Regions from separate parts of the Homo sapiens genome. Here region 2 is linked to region 1. A link is a loop called in an ENCODE intact Hi-C map of the cell type or tissue named here. Cell type or tissue: gastrocnemius medialis. All regions are shown on one strand.

What was found. Peaks named below come from ENCODE experiments on the same cell type or tissue, not always from the same donor. Only the 100,000 strongest peaks of a DNase experiment are listed, where the experiment ranks them.
Region 2: it touches region 1 in a loop (2.6-fold over the local background); 1 of 110 quality-filtered maps calls a loop at or near these places.

The regions. Positions count from the first base shown.
Region 1 is chr15:96,283,928-96,287,927 of GRCh38, reverse strand. The region is part of intron 2 of NR2F2-AS1 (NR2F2 antisense RNA 1); the gene reads left to right. Among named protein-coding and RNA genes, the nearest start is that of NR2F2-AS1, 41 kb to the left of the region's middle. In gastrocnemius medialis, no CTCF peak of the experiment used is centred here; a DNase peak (open chromatin) is centred at 2,007; H3K4me3 peaks cover 1,189 bases; H3K27ac peaks cover 2,247 bases.
Region 2 is chr15:95,982,804-95,986,803 of GRCh38, reverse strand. No RefSeq gene overlaps it. Among named protein-coding and RNA genes, the nearest start is that of NR2F2-AS1, 340 kb to the left of the region's middle. In gastrocnemius medialis, no CTCF peak of the experiment used is centred here; no DNase peak of the experiment used is centred here.

The DNA of each region.
Region 1 (4,000 bases):
TTTAAAAAGTATTTCCTTTTCTTGGTTTTAAATTTGTTGCTTTTTAATGTCACAAAATAGCCCTTGTTCTTGCATTAAGTGGCACAGGATAGAAGCATTACAAATGGACCCTTATTTCTTCCAAGCAGTTTCTTCACTAATATTAAAACCCTATTTTCTTCATATATTTTCTATTTTGGCATATATAATCTTGATTTAATGAAATGATTTATGTAATTAGTCTCACACTATTTTATGAACATAGTAGGCACTGGTAAAAAGCTTTCCTTGGCATTCAGTGTCATTTATTGGACAAATATTTATTGAGCATCTATTATGTGCAAGAACTGTTCTAATTTTGGAGAGTCAGCTTCACATAAGACTGGGTCATTTTTCTGAAGGACTTACTTTTCTAGAGAAGGAGATAAGCAGTAATATAGTGAATAAATCTATGAACCTCATGGTTTCAGATGGTATTAAGTATTACGGGAAGATTGAAAGGTGGCTGGAGCCGATTTGCATTGCACAGTCAGGGAGTGGCTCTCTGAAAAGAGGACAGTTGCCATCAGCTGTCAAGGAGCCCCTTATGTGAAATCTCCATGAAGGTGAACTCCAGCTCCGAAACAATGCCCAGTAGTTGTTGAGGCTCAATCATTATTTGTTGAGTGCATAAATGAATTAAGGTTGAGAAGGAAAGCCTTAGTTACTAAAATCACCAGGAATTTACTCAGTGGATTCAGGGGGATCATTTCTTGAATCCCCGTGTTCTGTAACTCCCAACACTGTGGGAATAAACAAAGCAGGGGCTGTAGTTAGTTAGACTGGGTTTCAAGACCTGACCATGGTCCCCAGCTTACCAGCTGTGTGTCCTTGGGCAAGTTACCTAATTGCTCTCATCCACAGAACCCTCCTTTATAAAAATGAGAGTAAACTTTCTTCCTTCATGGGAGTTGGAGGTTTGAAGGCAAAGTTAACGTGGAAGTTCTTTTTAAACTGCCAAATGGTGTAGAGGTGTGGTTATTCTTGAGGGAACCAGCTGTTCCCAGTGTCAGGCTCTGCTCTTTCATTTTTCCCTCGTTCCCTTCCTCATGTTCTGCTTCCTTCCATTCCCTAGTTTATCCCTGCCCCTGCCTAAAGCCCACCAGGGCATCCATGGGACTTAGCTTTCTGTCCCGGAGGTGGCTCAAGCAGGGTGGACATACCTTTCTGAAATTCTTATCTATGTCTTAGGAACTTTTACAGTGGAGCTGTTGTGTATTGATGCAGCGGACTGGATGTGGCTTTCGAATAGTGATTGTCTGCTTTTATTTTGTTTACTGCTTAATCTGCTGGGGTCAAGTTACCGAAACTTCTACGTATAAAGACAGTCCTTGCCTGAATTTCCGAGGGAATCTTGCCCCAGAAATCAAGCCTTTGGTTGCAACGGGCTGCCTGGCTGCCTTCGGCTTCCCTCTGTGTTCCAGCCTGACTGGCATATGCATACACTGTTTCCTCATGTTGCCTCTTGTTATTCTTTTTAATTGTCCCTTAATGTACGTTTTTTTTTTCGTTTAGGCAATTTGAAATAGAGCATGTGCAGCTCTGCATAATAATATATGATAGGAAACATTTCAAGGAATAAATTATTAGAATTGTTTACATGCATGGTTCAAATTTACTGGCAAATTGCTTAGGCCTCAGTTTTATGATGTAGCTGCCAGCTAGGCTCCTTCAGGGTGAAACTCTGAAATAGGAGAAGCTGCCCAGCGCTGTCCCTTCCCAGCACTTCCTCTCCTTGTTCCTGCCCTTTCAACACCTCCCTCCTTTCCCGCCCCCAAATAACTCTGTGGAGCTGCCAGGCCTTTTGCACCTTAATGTGAAGACATTTCGTGGGTCCTCCCCGGACCCGCCCCCAGCAAAGGTGAGGTGCGCAAAGGAATAAATCTCCAATGGTGTAATTTTAGACACTGTGGCAACTGGGCAGCGCGGCTATTTTTGGCCATGGGGCTTTCTCCTTGACCTGAGATGATATTGCCTGGCTGCTGCCAGTGCACCCGGCCAACCCTGCACGCGGTCCTTTTCGCAACGTGTTTGCCATTCCTGGGGGCTGGCTTCTTCCTCTTTCTGTCAAGCAGCTCTGTGCTCATGCACGATGCTGTGTGTTTGAGCAAGGGTGTGAAGCGGTCGACGCGTGCCCACCTAGGCTTGCCCCAGGGTGACACTCTCAGGCAGTGGTCAGGCCACCTCTGAGGGGCAACGCAGATGGAACAGACGTCCTTTCACATTGGGGGTGGGGGAAGATTTCCGGTCCAGTTTCTGGGTCTCCCTCAGCCTCCATACTTGATCAGCTGCTCAGCGACCATTCTATGAGTCACTCCTTCTCTGGGTAAGGCGAGCCAGGCAGCCTCCAGGCCACAGGGTTCATGCATTCCCGCCCACACTGCTTCATTTGAAGCCGCATCCTCACAGAGATTCTTCTGACCACCCGGCTTGCTGTCTTCCCACTCAAGCTCCTCATGCAGCTGCTGTCTACAGACCCCCTGGACTGCCTGGGGAAGTGAGTCGGAGCTCCTGCAGCAGAGGGGTGGAACAGCTACACGAAGATCCGAAGGTGGCCAAAAATAACAGCGCTTTCCAGATGAGGGTAATGTTATAGCCAAGATCATCGCTGGGGTAGGGTGTCTTGTTCTTTGTTTTACAACCTAAAAAGTACACAGAAGACTCAAAGATCATTCAGGAAGGAGGAATCAAGTCAGTACAGAACAGAGAAATGGGAGCAGTTAAAAACAAAGGAATTGAGTTTCTTTATGCCAAAAGAGAGAAAACAGAGGCCTTTTATAGATAGAGAGAGAGCCCTGGCTATCTGGATGGAAGATCTGTTTTCTCCAGCTTCCATGGCCGCAAAAGAAGGGGAGAATTCTGAATTTGCAGAGAGAGAGAGAGAGAAAAAGTGAGAGAGAGAGAGAGAGAGAGAGAGAAAGGATATAAGGAGAGACTGACCAAGGAACAAAAGAGCAAGGAGTTAGACAAAAAGGGAGAAAAAGATCAAGAGACAATGTTGCCGTCTCTTATCTGCTATTGGATGAAATTTAATAGAAACGTATTGAGAACCAACTATATCTAATCCAGTTATCTATTTCTGCATGACAAATCGCCCTGAAATTTATTAACTTAAAATCACAAAAATCAAGTTATGATGATCTGTCATTGTTTTGAGTGTTGACTGGGATCAGCTGGGTGGTTCCCACACAGTCTTTCTTGAGGATAAAGATGAGGTCTGGCGGAGGCCAAGGCTGGAGTCATCACTGAGGCTGCCTCACTCTCATGTCTGCTGGTTGATGTTGGCCATGGCTGCGACCTCAGCTGGGGCTGTCAACTGGAACCCCTGCATGGGGTCACTCCATGTAATCTGAACTTCCTCACGGCATCTCATCCTTGCACTTCTCACATGGCCACTCAGGACTCCAAAGATGAGTGTCCCAAGAGAGTAAGGTTGAGGCTGAATGATTCTTTATTTTATTTTATTTTTTTTCTTGAGATGGAGTCTCACTCTGTCGCCCAGGCTGGAGTGCAGTGGCGTGATCTCAGCTCACTGCAACCTCCACCTCCCGGGTTCAAGCGATTCTCTTGCCTCAGCCTCCAGAGTAGCTGGGATTACAGGCGCCCGCCACCACGCCTGGCTAATTTTTGTGTTTTTAGTAGAGAAGCGGTTTCAACATGTTGCCCAGTCTGGTCTCGAACTCCTGACCTCAAGTGATCTGCCCGCCTCGGCCTCCCAAAGTGCTGTCATTACAGGTGTGAGACACTGCACCCGGCCCAAATTATCCTTTTTGACCTACCAAGTGACCTTTTCTATTGTCCACCAATCACTAAGATCAGCTCAGATTCAAGGGCAGGGCATTTAGATACCTCCTCTGGATGTGGGGAGTGTTAAAGAACTCATGGACATGTTTTAAAACTGCTGAAGTGTCCAATCATGGTGTCAGCTACTCCCAGCCTCTCATCTCCAGGAGCTTCCAATCTCCAATCTCGTTGAAGCTAT
Region 2 (4,000 bases), 300 kb after region 1:
TGATAGGTAAATTAGCAGTGGGCAAGGAGTTGAGAAGTCAAGTTAGAAAGACTTAGTTTGGTACCAGATTACAGAAGACCTTCAATTCCATGATAGGAAGCCCGTGCCTAAAAGTGTTATGAAGCCATAAAATTAGTTAATGAAAGGAATGCTCTAATATGATTTGTGGATTCAAAGCTTACTTTGGGGAAAGCATAGTAGATTTGAGTTTAAGGTAGAGGCCACAGGCAGAGAGATCCACCAGGGGCTAGTGCCATGGATTTAGAAAAGAGTTGATCTACACAGAATGAGGGCTTCTCAGTGGTGGCAGAGAGGAGTCATTCTCTCTTTCCATAAGCATGTTCTGAGCATTTGGATATCACATGTCAGACGCTAGTCTTGACACTGAATAACGCAATGAACAAAACAAAATCCTTGCTCTTGTAGAAGCTATATTCTTGTAGAGGAAATTTATAATAAACAAGGAAATACATAAAAAAAATTTTAGATATCATAAAAAATAGAGTAAGAGGCTTGAAAGAGGCTACCACATGCTACAATGTCTTGACATTTAACACAAGGTAAGAACAAATGCTGAAAAGTGTCTCTTGTTTTAAATTTGAGTCCACTCTGAAAGGTATAACATATACAGATCCAAGCGATTTTCTTTTCTTCAGACTGAAACTTTGGTGAATATACTACACGTGTATAGGGGTTCTTTGTAATGTAACTAATATATTATCCCAGGCCCTTCACAATTCCTTCATTTAATGCAAAGGGGAGTATGATGTATGATGGAGGGTATTTTATTATGTATAATCACACTTTTTATTCTGATGTTGATGAAGATAATTTGATTCTCCCCATTTCAGTCAAGATAAATCCCATCTATCTATCACAGGGTTCATAGAAAAACCTATGGACAATTTGTACAACTGCTTCAAAAGGAGAGATTCACTCTCCTGGTCTCCTAAAGGAACAGTATTGTCTACTTGTTGGCCAAGCCCTGAAACAAGCGATCATGCTGCTTTACCAACCTTCCATTTAACTCTGGGCAAATGCACTTTCATCCCTCTAATCATTATGTTAACCATCTGTGAAAATGCATAAATCTCAGATTCCAGAAGTCTGATGAAATCAACTAGAACATAATTAAGCTTAACCAAATCTCTCTTCTCTGGGGTGCTCAGCAAACTATAACAAGGCCACAGCTGCAAAAGTGCGTTTCATGAAGCAGTGAGTGGAGACTGAGTCCGTCAGGTTTTGAAGGCATTGCAGATGTCGGTTTAACTTACAGCACCACTACCTACTATTTCTGTGGCCTTGGAGATGGATTAACTTCTCTGGGCTTATTGTCCTTCTCTATAACATGGTTATAACAGCACCAATCTCAGCATATATCTCAGTTGCAAAGGTTGAAAGAGATTGCATATGTGTACAAAAGACATATGAAGTATCTCACCGTTTCAGGACTTACAGTCTTCTCTTAGGGATTCTGCCAAACTACATGGATGAGGCTGGGGCAGCCACATTTGTAGTATGAAGTCCTGCTTTCCTGTCCATTGTTGATTGGAGAATAGTGGGCCTCTGCACCAACCCAGACTGATCTGGGATTCTCTTTTCCCACAGTTGGCACTTGCAATTGGAGTTGCTAAACTGAGTCAAATCAATGTCAGATTTCTTGGGAGATAATGAATTCTTGCTGCCCGCTTCCTGAACTTCCCAGGTTCTCTTCTTCTTAGGTATCACTTCTTTCTCAAATTTTATGAGATATCCCCCTATTCTTCCCATAGACCTCTCTTTAGTTGGAATTTGATTCTGACTACTCACATTTCAAATAAATCCTTAAGTGTTTATAATTAAATGCTTGATACTCTTTTGAATATGTTCCTTCTAGAGTTTCCTGTTTCAGCATGTACACAGGTTGCACCACTGGACATCTTAGCATCTCTCTAGAAACTGTCCTTTTCCTTCAGCACCATATCAAGTCCATCTTGAAATCACCTTGAAATATTTTGTCTCAAATGTTTCTTTTCTAAAACTTTTCAAGTGACACTTCTTTCTCACCTAGGCCACTCTCTATCAAAGGTGGCTTTAACACCTATTTTCCAGCTTTCTTTCAATTCATTCTCCAAAGGGAAGCTGGAGAGAGAGAGATCCTTCCAAACTTTAGTCATACTGGATCATGTAACTCCTCTGCTAAAATAATTTAAATGGACTCCCATTGCTCTTGGAATACAATCCTACCTCTCTGCCATCACCTACAGGATCCTTTCAGCTCTAGCTCTGCCCATCATTTCATTTCCACCTTCTACTTCTCCTGCAGGTGGGCACTTTTCTTGCTTTGGTTGTTTCCCAAAGGTTCTTGCTCTTTTCTGCCCTGGGGCTTTTTCATGGGTGGTTTCCTATCTCTGCACTTCTCCCTCAGATGACTGTTATTCAACTACCTCATCTCATTTCCATCATTTTCCGCAGAGATCTTCCCTGACCTCCTGTGATATCATGATATGGTAAGAAATATGTATGTCATTCTTCCCTCAGTTTCCTGGTTCACAGCTCCGAAAGCCCTTGGAATCTCTGAAGTGATAAATTTTTGTGTGTGTGTGTGTGTGTGCTCATGAGATGATGGATGGCTGGGGCACCTGGATAGCCTCAAGATAGAGGCTGGCTGCCAGGGGACCCAACCATGTGATTGGAGTTGCAACTTTCCATCCCATGCCCTGACCTCTGGAGTGGGAAGAGGGGCTGAAGGTTAAGTTGATTATCAATGGCTAATGACTTAATCAATCATGCCTACATAATGAAGGCTCCATAAAAACCCCAAAGGGCTGGGTTCAGAGGGCTTCTGGGTTGCTGAGTGCATGAAGGTGCCAGGAGGCTATGCCTAGAGAGGATGCAGGAGCTCCATGATCCTGCCCTCATACCTTGCCCTGTACATCTCTTCCATTTGGCTGTTCCTGAGTTACATCTCATTAATAAGTAAATCTAACTAAAATATTTCTTTGAGTTCTGTAAGCCAGTCTAGCAAAATAATAAAACCTGAGGAGAAGATCATATTAACCCCTGGACTTGAGATTGGCATCTGAAATGTGTGCAGTCTTGTGAGGCTGAGACTTTAACCTGTGGGGTGGGATGTTATCTCCAGGTAGATGGTGTCAGAATCAAGTTTAATTGTCTGCAGAGAACTGGAGAATTGCTTGACGTAGGAAAACACCCTATACATTTGGTCACAGAAGCGTTCTGTGTTGAATGTGAGTATAGAGAAGAAGCAGTGTGGGTTTTCCCCATTTGCCTCCACATCCAAAGTTGATCCCCTCATAATATATTTCTTCGTAACCCTGGTGGTAAAGAGGCCCTATAGATACTTACAGGTATCTACAATTATATATGTATTTACATGGCTGTTTAATCCTCATGTCTCTGGGGAGACTATATGCTCTAAGAAGATAAGACTGGATGCTACATGAAGACAGGGAGCACATAGCCTTTACTCTCCCCTATCCCCAGTGCCAGAAGATGATAAATAGAGGCTATCTAGACAGTTGCCCCAGCATCATGAAGTTGAACAAAAGAAAGACAGATGTCACCTAAACCAAGGGGAAGCAAGGTGTGTCGGCATCACTCAGCCAACTGACCTGGAACCCGGGCCATAAAACACATTCAGGACTTTCAGGTGAAAGTGCTGGGCAAATACTTTCTTCCATTTCTCCGTCTAACTGTGGAATTCTGCTAGGCAGTCAATGCAAAAGTATAGACATAAACCAAGGTCGATGAAAGTGCTATTACATTCAGAGGGGATATTTTCCATTTGTTTTCAAATTAAAGTCTCATGCAAGTAGCAGAAAAATACACCACAGATTCTTTAGCTTGATTGTTTCAACTTTTAATAGTGAAGTCAATATGTGCCTCCAACTAACTGCTGGGTATTGTTCTGTGATTGCCAGGTTGTTTTATGTATGTGAAGCAACAAAACAATATAAGGTGACAAACAAAAGATGGAAAAATATATAAAAGGGGAAAA